2 separate regions of the Homo sapiens genome follow, and region 2 is linked to region 1. A link is a loop called in an ENCODE intact Hi-C map of the cell type or tissue named here. Cell type or tissue: gastrocnemius medialis. All regions are shown on one strand. Each heading gives the region's core, and the rest is flanking DNA. Links, peaks and the distances in the headings are about the cores only.

Region 1 (5,381 bases), core at 251-5,250:
GGAAAATCAAGGAGATGACATTTGTAAGTCTATGAATTACCAAATGATCACTATGAAGTGAGTGATATAAATGTTTTGAGGCATGAATGATTGTGACTTCAAACTACAAACATTTTAGTACCAAATATGATTTTATTTGCCACTGTTGTTATTTTTTCCTCATTTTTTCAGAATAAAGAAGGAAACTACTTTAAGTGATCATTAATCTTCTTTCTACACACAAGTCTAGAAAGCAACAAAAAGTGGGGCCCTGAGTAACAAAAAGAAGTTATAATTGATTTTAAGTACAGTAAGTTAAGCAAAATTTCAGGCATTCGACCACTCTCTCTCATTTTTCAGTATCCTTAAAAAAATTAGTTCGGGAAGTCCCGTGTTTAAATTTAAGAAGACCAGGGGCTGTTATAACTGATGGAGGATAAGTCATTTAGCCTTTCCCAGCCTCAGTTTCCCCTTCTGTAATAGAAAGATATTAGACAGTTCATAGGAATGGAAAACTTATTTTCTTATTCAAGGGAGAGGAGAAAATAAATGTCTGTTGAACAGAAGAATATGAACATTTATTTATTTTCGTGTGTGTGTGTGTGTGTATCTGTGCATATATGCAACAAGAAAGCATATTTAAGGTGAGAGTAAGAATTAGCTAGGGAAAGACATTAAATAAAGTGCATCTCCACCTTTTGAAGCCATTAATTAAATAATGTAGACCTGGCTTCAAAATTAAACATCACTGTAGTTTATAACTTAGGATGGAATGCTTGCTCTGCATAAGGGTACAGGGTATGAGCCTTGTCAGAAACTTTTGCAATTGAATTTATGAGAGAAACTGGAGAAAATTTGAGTCTTTAAGCAGACCTATAGAGATCAAATTTAAAGTTTGGGCAATGGCTAGATTTGTTTTCTTGTGAGGATGTCAGGGTGACTACAGAGAGGAGAATTGCCAAATATGTAGCTATTCCTCTGCCTTCTTTATCATATACTCTAAGTAAACTGGCTTAAATCCAGTCCTTCTCTCTCCTTTTGCATTGGCCCCTTTTAGAAATATGAAAGTTACAGATGTAAATTACAAAGTAAGCCAGTATTACATGAAAACATGTTTATTGCCTGAATAATAAAACTTAGCTAAGGAGTTATTAGAATTAGGATTCCCCCTACTTGAAGTACAAGTTTCCAATAAACAGACAGACAGAAGCAAAACCCCAAATGAGAAAGAATACATTGGTAACCTAAATCATAGGCATTTGTGGGTATGTTCATACAATCTACCTATTTCTTTGTAATTTACTATAGCACTGATGACAAAGCATAGACATACAATGAGAAAGAGCAAATCAGCATATCAGTGTGACTGTGCAACCACTACAAAGCTTGGCCTTCTTAAATGTGGCCACTTTAACTTACACACACCCACAGAGGCATCAGAAATCTCCCTGCAAACACGATTTGCCTATAGTTTTGTGGCAATACTGTTACATAGAACAAAAACAACTCTCAGACCATGGTTAATAAATAAGAGAGAAAAGAAGTAAGAAACAACTTCCATGGGTTGGCAGGCATGCAAAGCAGCACCTTGAACCTCATTTGAAAAACAGGCAACTGGGATAGCTTTTGGAGCCCAGGAGTGAAGGCTAGAGGCTGAAAGGAGCTATGCACTATTATCTTTGGGTATTTCCACATAATCTGCAGGATGGGGAAGTTTAATTCCGCACCACATAAACTGTGCTCTTTTAGATGTGGCTGAAACGGGTGTCTCTGCAGAATTAGAAACCCATCTAGAAATGACATTGCTTAAAATTGTTCTTTCCAGGTGACAATTCCATAACAATCACATAAATAATGTACAAAAACAAAACTAAAAACAAAGTCACTCAAGTGTCCAATTTTTCTCTTTTGAAAGATGACCTTAGATGTATTCTCAAAGTGCAAATCGGGATATAAAAAAATAGTAGGTATGGGGGAAATGTAGCCCCATCTTCTGTCCCCCACCCTCCAAAACGGGGCTGATTTGATTCCCTCTTTCTAGCATTTGTATCCTTCCACCTATACTTTAAGATAATCATTTTTCAGCCGACCTAGTCGGGTCCCATGGCTCCTAATGGTGAGGGCCAGCAGCTCGTATTTGTCCCTGAGCCCCACAGAGATGTCCAGTGTCTCCTTCAGCAGGGACCTGGTGTGGACCAGCATTCCCAGAAAGTCCTCGTTGAGCCTGCTCTCCTGCCGGCTGTCCTGTTCCTGGCCCTGCTTGAACTTGCTCTCCAGCTCAGTGAGGGATTTGTCCGAGTTGGAGTAGGCATCCCCGATCTGGTGGGACTCCCGCCGCAGGTACTTGCCATAGCTCTCTTCCCCGTCTAGGTCGTAGGAGATGCTTTTGCTGATGCCCTCCAGCACGCGCCCAGCATCCTCCACCTGGCGGCCCAGCACGGTGAACTCCTCCCGCAGGGTGAGGCTCAGCAGGCTGCCAACCTGGCTCCCCTCCCCCTGGGAGCAGCGCCTGTGGTCACTCACCCTGAAGAGCAGCTGGCACTTCTCGGGGTCATCGTTCTCCTCATAGTCCCCATCGGGCACGAAGTAGTGGTGCAGAGTCCCATTGGACATCTCTGGGTAGAGGGGGCCATCGAAGTAGCCTTGACACAGGTGGCAGAAGAAACTCATGCAGAAGAACTTCAGAAACACCATTCTGGATATTCAGGATGGCCAGGGACCCCAGGAGGAGACTTTTTACCCAGGCACAAGGAAGGGAGTGTCTTTGCGAGTCAGCGTCTCCCTGAGACAGCGTCCGCCTCAGTCCCAGCTGGCTTGCTGCTCCCTGGCCCCCAGTCCCCAGCAGGCTTCATGTGGCTCTGCACACCAGCGTCTGGGTAGCGCGCCCGCCGCAGCGCAGGATGCACCCACCCTTGCGCCCCTCGCTCGGTGACTGGAACTCCTCCGGCACAGGCGTAGCGGGGAACCCCTCCTCCGGGGCCCTGGCAAGATGCTGGCTCTGTTGCCCTCCTCTCGGAGTTTCCCCTTGCTCCCGGGAGATGGAGTGTGTAGCTGGAGAGAAAGGCTCTTGCCCCCTGATAGTATTTCAATTTCTGGACTGGGTGGGAATGCGGAGCTTTTCCTTTGGCTAAAGATATCCTGAGGATCTCTCTGCTCTCAAATTACAGCTGGTTTCGTCACTTGGAAGCCAGGGAACAAGTTTGGAAAAGAACCTCTCACCAGGTCTCCACTATTAAAGGTACAGGGTCGCTTTTTAAAGGTTGGAAGGGAAGACTCTACAATAGAATTTAGCTCGAAAGAGAAAATGAGAAGAGAATAAATGGAATTTCCACCACAAAAACCCTGGTTTGTTATTGACATATTGGGAGGGGGAAGGAATGATTACCCTGGAAAAATGCCATTTCACGTGTCTCAATAAATATCAGGTTGGATTTTCTGAGTATATCTATTTTTATCTTTAAAACTTTGTGACTTTGAAGGCAAATTTAAAGTGTCAGAAATTACAGTTTTGTTTGAAAATGATTGGTTAATTAAAATTTATATCAACAATACTTTGGATGAAATGAAAATACAGAAAGTTGCTTAATGTATAGTCTTTAGTATGTATAAGAACAGAAGCAGAAAAATGAAATTTTGCCAGCTTAGTGAGTTAAAGGACAATGAGATCCTTATTTAATTTTATGAAACAATGCTAAGCATCTGCATTGAATCTTGAACCTAATGCTTTTATAGTTGTTGCCTCTTTTGAGAGTCTTGAAAGCTTTTGAAGAATGTTTCTGGTACTATTATGCCCATTTTCCAGATGGAGAAATGAAGGAGCAGAATGTTAAGCAAATTGATTATAGTCACACAGTTAGACTTTAGTTGAGCCAGAACTAATTGTCACAAGGTCTTTTAATTTAACTTGGGGGGAGAAAAACAATGTTTTTTTTTTTTTTTTTAACCTGGCCATTTTAATTTCTAATTTATGAACTTATTGGCAAATGGCCATCCTAAAGGCCATTCATTTGTTTAATGAATATTTCTTGAGCATTTACTGCATGCCAAAATCTATTTGAGGTAGTGGGAATACAGCTGTGAACAAAAATAAAGACAAATCCTTGCCTTCCTGGCACTTATATTTTGGGAAATAGAAAACTTAAATTTTTGAAAATAGGTCAGGCGTGGTGGCTCACGTCTGTAATTCCAGCACTTTGGGAGGCAGAGGTGGGTGGATCACTTGAGGTCAGAAGTTCGAGACCAGCCTGACCAACATGGTGAAACTCCATCTCTACTGAAAATACAAAAAAAAAAAAAAAAAATAGCTGGACATGGTGGTGCATGCCTGTAATCCCAGTTACTCAGGGGGCTAAGACAGGAGTATTGCTTGAATCCAGGAGAGGGAGGTTGCTGTGAGCCTAGATCGCACCACTGCAGTCCAGCCTGGGTGACAGAGTAAGACCTTTTCTCAAAAAAAGAAAAATATGTAAATAAATAAGATGTAAGTTGGACATCAATAGGGCTGTGGAAGAAAAGAAACAGAGGAAGCATGGGAAAGCAGAAGCAGGCAGCACTCCTGTTTCTATGGGTATTTTCTCCTTCTTCCTTGAAATGTAACTGAAACATTCATGTTGACTTGCCAGTGTTCCATACCTATCTCCCTCCCCAAGTAATAAGGGACTGGCTTCATTCAGACTCACAGTGCCACACTGTTCTGGGACAGTTATACTCATTGTCATCACTTTCATGGATATAAACAACCCAGACTCCTGCAGAGAAAATGAGAAGTCTGGTTAAGTAACTTGATATTTTGCTGATGTGGTATCACATGCATGGAGTTTCTGAAGCATGTTGACTGCACATTTTCATTCTTATCCAGATACTTAGCATCATGGAAACATAGACCAAAGGAGTTTTCTTACTGTTTATGCCAAGTGGAAGACCAAGGCCTATTTTCACTCTATCCCAGAAGAAAACTACAACTTCCTTCAGTTGAAAGACTGGACTGTTGGACTCAAGAGCTACATTGCTTCATTCCTTTTTCTCTGGGACATTCAGAAATGACAACAGATGGATTCATATTGGCTGCTTGGCCAAAGAAGCGAAGAGGAATTTACTCTGATTCATTCCATTTCTTGCACAATCTCTCTCTGACTTACTAACCAATTCAATTAAGCAAACCTATATTAAGCACTTACTACTTGCTCCCCACTTGCAGGGTGCAGTATTAAGGTAACTACAGACACAAAGATGTGCAATAAGAAGTTTCAGCCTACAAAGAGCTTGCTCCCTGGTTGAAGAGTCGGGCATATACCCATATAAAGTTATCATACGAAGGGTGAAGAGTGTGAAGAGTGTTTACTTTCTTCCTGCAAAGACCTCATCTAAAGATACACACTCCATATTGTGTATTAGAAAGGAAT
Region 2 (5,381 bases), core at 182-5,181, 47 kb before region 1:
GATGCTAGAGAGGATGTGGAGAAATAGGAACACTTTTACACTGTTGGTGGGAATATAAAGTAGTTCAAACATTGTGGAAGACAGTGTGGCAATTCCTCAAGGATCTAGAACCAGGAATACCATTTGACCCAGCAATCCCATTACTGCGTATACACCCAAAGGATTATAAATCATTCTACTATAAAGACACGTGCACATGTATGTTTATTACAGCACTGTTCACAATGGCAAAGACTTGGAACCAACTCAAATGCTCATCAATGATAGACTGGATAAAGAAAATGTGGCATATATACACCATGGAATACTATGCAGCCATAAAAAAGGATGAGTTCATGTCCTCCGCAGGGACATGGAGGAAGCTGGAAGCCATCATTCTCAGCAAACTATCACAAGAACAGAAGACCAAATACTGCATGTTCTCACTCATAAGTGGGACTTGAACAATGAGAACACATGGACACAGGGAGGGGAACATCACATACCAGGGCCTGTGGCGGGGTAGGGGGCTAGGGGAGGGATACCATTAGGAGAAATGCTAGGGCAATTAGTCAAGAGAAAGAAATAAAGGGTATTCAATGTAGATGACGCGTTGATAGGTGCAGCAAACCACCATGGCATGTGTATACCTGCACATTCTGCACGTGTACCCCAAACCTGCACATTCTGCACATGTACCCCAAACGTGCACATTCTGCACATGTACCCCAGCACTTAAAAGTATAACTTAAAAAAAATTAGGACAGGGTGTGGTGGCTCATGCCTGTAATCCCAGCACTTTGGGAGGCTGAGGTGGGTGGATCACGAGGTCAGGAAATCGAGACCACCTTGGCTAACACGGTGAAACCCCGTCTCTACTAAAAATACAAAAAGTTAGCCGGGCGTGGTGGCGGGCGCCTGTAGTCCCAGCTACTCAGGAGGCTGAGGCAGGAGAATGGCGTGAACCCGGGAGGCGGAGCTTGCAGTGAGCCGAGATCGCGCCACTGCACTCCAGCCTGGGCGACAGAGTGAGACTCCGTCTCAAAAAAAAAATAAATAAATAAAAATAAAAAATTAGTAGCTAAATCTCAAGATTGTTGTGTGTTAATTAACCTCACCATCTGGCATTTCAGCTTTGGAGAGAAAGGGCAAGAAGTTTTCTAGACATTACACCATGAAGGCTTAACTACATTGTTATTATTTTATATTTTAACCTTTAAATAACAAAATCAATTAATTTTTACTTGGTAAGGTGGAGGTTGACCAGACAATATTTGTAGTGCCTGCAGTTTGACATCATTTGAGTACATACATACTCTACTCAAGACACCTGCTACCTAAGGTTCTTCAACTTGAAATCTTTTTAAAATTATAAAATGGTTATTATTATTATTTTTAAACTTGGTTTAATAAGTGGCTGAGATACTTAACAATTTGTGAATATATTCTCATGTGAATAATGAATTCTATAAAGCAATTAGAAGCCAGGTACAGTGGCCTGTAATCCCAGCACTTTGGGAGGCCGGAGCAGAAGGATTGTTTGAGGCCAGGAATTTGAGACCAGCCTGGACAATATAGTGAGACCCCCATATCTACAAAAGAAAATTAGGCAGGCATGGTGGTGCATACACATACTCTGAGTTACTTGGGAGGTTAAGACAGGAGAATCGCTTGAACCCAAGAGTTTGAGATTACAGTGGGCTGTGATTGCATCACTGCATTCCAGCCTGGATGACAGAGCAAGACCCCATCTCAGCAACAATAACAACAAAAATAATGCCATTAGAAAAACCAGTGCATTCTCTAAAATAGGTTCACAATTCTGCCTGTCTTGCTTAAGGCATTAAATTTCATGCAAACACTTCATTTGTAAATTATACAAAGGAAAACTTTAGCTTCACTTTAGTGGAATCACCATTTTCAGATTGGAAATCAAATTATCAAGGCTTTGTTTTCTGATGTAATGCAAAGTACTGGGTTTAGATTTTAGGAAAATTTCTAAATTATTTAAACCAGAACATATATTCATTATGAGAAACCTTACGTTTTTAATCAAATCCATACCTGTAATATACCTTCTTGAGCTTCGTTAAGGGAACAAAACAATTGAAGATGTGCATAGTGGCTTTAATTGGCCAGCATTTTAAAGAGGCATGTTATAGTCAGCTTTTTGAGCTTAACAAAGAGCTAGGGTATCATATGCAGTCACCATTCTTTGGGATGGGTTGTGGATTATTCAGGGAACATTTTGAAAATCCAACCAGAATCCTCCTTGCCCCATCCCCAGTCTCTTTTTAGACAGCGTTCTCTCTGTCTCTTCTGTTTACTTTCTGGATCAGCTTAGGGATTATAAAGTAATTTGACTATCAGACTAAGCCAAACATAATTGGGAAAGAGAAGCTGCCAAGAAGCAATCAGATCCACTGCATTCCAAAACCAAGCCTATTCTAAATGCTTGATGGACCATCCCCAGCACAGCCCACATGACTGTGAGCTACATGTGAATGGAGTTCTAATTGGATGCTCCCCACCACCTCAGTCCACAGACTTGAATTCACAAACCCTTGCAATAAGGAGAAAAGGAAGATGAGCTCAATCATACCTGTTCTCAGATATGCTTTACACAGCAAACCACCCAAAACTTACCAAGTAAAGAAACTGTCAGCTTTGGTCCTTAGATCCTTTGGAGAGGGAGCATTCTGGTGCCCGTCACATCCCAGGAATGATCTGTCCCCAGTTTCCAATCTGATGTGGTACTTTTTCTTGGAAGCCTTTTTGCTCCTGGCAGTTTCACTGTGGCCCTGCCCCCAGACACAGCTGAGGTTTGTAAATGAGGAAGGATGTCTCAATCTGAAGGTGTAGCAACTACTGAAGGGAGCTTGGAGGTTTTTTGTCTTTGTTTTTTTGTGCTGTGTTTTTTTTAAAAAAAAAAAAAAAAAAGAAAGAAAAGAGGCTTTATGGCCTAGAGGGGAAGCAGTTAGCAAGAGAAAATACTTTGAGTACTGTTGGTTCCCAAAACCACAAAACCCCAGGACTCAATGCAAAGCATTGCCTCAGTTTGGAATCTTTCTTGATAGAAGGAAAAGCAGTTCTCACCTGTCTTACCTTCTATTTCTGTACCAGCAGTGGCAACAGCAGCAAGTGAACAAGCAGTTCACTTCTTTCCCACCTGTTCAGAGTGACAGCTCATTTATTGCACAACTCACTTAGGGCAGAGGCATTGAGATGGGCATTTAACAGGGAGGAGCTACCAGCGCTCACCCTAGCAGAGGTGAAGTGGTATCTACTTGTCAACAGAGTATTCCAATATGAGCCTCTTTAAAGGGAGCTTGAGTAGTTATCAGGGACTGGTAGAAAGACAGGGATTGGTCCCCTAAGCTTGATGCCCTCCTTTCTCTGCAATTTTGGCTGGAATAGGAAGTAGTTTCCAGAGAGCTTGGGGCTGTTTTTGAAGGTACTTGGTTGCCCAGTGATTTGATTCACAACACACAGCCCTTAGGGCAACAAAAGGGAAAGGCCAGAATAGGCAGCATGCCAGCATTCAGAGCCTGACTGCCAGGCATACTCTTGGAGAGTGCCCAGTGTGGGGGAGACCCTGTTGGACTGGTCTCAGGTCCTAGGTCCTAACAGAGTCTAGATTACATTAAAAGAAAGTCTACAGGTGGAAACTAAGGTCCAGGAGAGAGACGCTTGAGTCATCTGCCCTCCTCCCACCTAACACCCTCTTCCTAGGCAGATGTAGAAGCAGCCTGCAACTTGTTGCTTCTTGCCCGAAGGATTCGCAGGGCTGTGAGTGAGACTCAGTCAAAAAAGAACAAGAGGTAGCCACACAGAGAGAAAATGCAGCCCAACTGTCTGGTGGCCTCCTTTATGGGAAATCTCCCCTTCCAGAATGTCAGCATCCCCTCCCTAAACGATGTTTTTTCAGATCCTTTAACAATAAAATTTAAACTGTTTCCCTGCATCTGAAGAAAGGAACCTCTTTTCCACTTTCCTCCTTTCTTCCCCCAAGTCTCCAGGTCAAATTACTGACACCCACTGGCCAGTGAAAACAACAGCAGGTTTTGTTTTCCATGTATGAGAGGAGGGTGTGTATATGTGGGTGCCGTCATAAATGTGACCAGCATCTTAAACCCACGGTAACTGAAGTTATAAGTATGCCAAAAGCAATCAGATAATTATATTTTAATAATTCATGACATCACAGAAATATACACAATGAATTTTTCCTTTACACTTTGTACTTTAGTAACAATTACTGGAATAAATTAGGTAAATTCTGTTTCAGCTTTAAGAAAGTTGCTGACAAGAATGTGCCAGATATAAATAGTTTCTAATGGAATGATTAAATAGAACAAACAATAAATAAACCGACAAGTAAATCTGTTAATAAAGTTTAAAGACTTGCACATAAAGAATTGATTCTCAGAAACAGGTAAATAATCAAAACTCTGCTCTCCACTGTAAGAAGCTTCTTAAATGAACATGGGAGTGCAGCTATCTCTTTGACATACTTATTCTATATCCTCTGGATATATATCCAGAGGTAGGATTGCAGGATTATATGAGAGCTCTATTTTCAATTTTCTGAGGAACCACCATACTGTTTTCCATAACGGTTGTACCAATTTACATTTCCAGCAACAGTGTATGTATTATTCTATTCTCACACTGCTATAAAGACATACCTGACTGGGTAATTTATCAAGTTTACTGACTCATCGTTCTGCATGTCTGGGGAGGCCTCAGGAAACTTACAATCATGGAAGAAGGCAAGAGAGAAGCAAAGGCACATCTTACATGGTGGCAGGCAAGAGAGAGCAAATGAATGAAGGAAGAGCCCCTTATAAAAGCATCACATCTCGTGAGAACTCACTCACTATGACAAGAACAGTATGGGGGAAACCACTCCCATGATCCAATCACCCACCACCAGATCCTTCCCTTGACATGTGGGGATTATGGGGATTACAATTTGAGATGAGATTTGGGTGGGGACACAGAGCCAAACCATATTAGTATACAAAGATTCCTTTTTCTCTACATTCTCTTCAATACTCATCTGTTGTCTTTTTGATGAAAGCCATTCCAACAGTGTAAGGTAGTTTCTCATTGTAGTTTGCGTTTTAATTTACATTTCCATGATGATTAGTGATTTGACCATTTTTTTTTATATATCTGTTGGACATTTGTATGTCTTCTTTTGAGAAATGTCTATTCAGATACTTTGTCTATTTTTTAATCAGATTTTTTTTCTATTGAGTTGTTTGCTGTTGAGTGTTTCTTATATATTTTGGATACTCCTTGTCAGATGGATAGTTTACAAATATTTTTTCCCATTCCATAGATTATCTTTTTACCCTGTTGACTGTTGCTTTGGTTGTGCAAAAGCTTTTTGTTTT

The links. A loop is a pair of places that touch in the nucleus more often than their neighbours do. Peaks named below come from ENCODE experiments on the same cell type or tissue, not always from the same donor. Only the 100,000 strongest peaks of a DNase experiment are listed, where the experiment ranks them.
Region 2: it touches region 1 in a loop (2.8-fold over the local background); 3 of 110 quality-filtered maps call a loop at or near these places.

What each region holds. Positions count from the first base shown.
Region 1 is chr11:26,991,819-26,997,199 of GRCh38, reverse strand. It overlaps FIBIN (fin bud initiation factor homolog), which reads right to left and starts at 3,088. Exons shown (of 1, transcript NM_203371.2): 1 at 113-3,088. The coding sequence starts at 2,673. The coding sequence ends at 2,038. LOC124902650 (a long non-coding RNA gene) reads left to right here and starts at 3,089. Exons shown (of 2, transcript XR_007062630.1): 1 at 3,089-3,217; 2 at 4,838-5,301. In gastrocnemius medialis, for the core only: no CTCF peak of the experiment used is centred there; DNase peaks (open chromatin) are centred at 2,299, 3,129 and 5,059; H3K4me3 peaks cover 1,828 bases; H3K27ac peaks cover 4,531 bases.
Region 2 is chr11:27,038,723-27,044,103 of GRCh38, reverse strand. It overlaps BBOX1 (gamma-butyrobetaine hydroxylase 1), which reads right to left and starts at 3,289. Exons shown (of 9, transcript NM_003986.3): 1 at 3,076-3,289; 2 at 2,626-2,888. In gastrocnemius medialis, for the core only: no CTCF peak of the experiment used is centred there; a DNase peak (open chromatin) is centred at 3,153.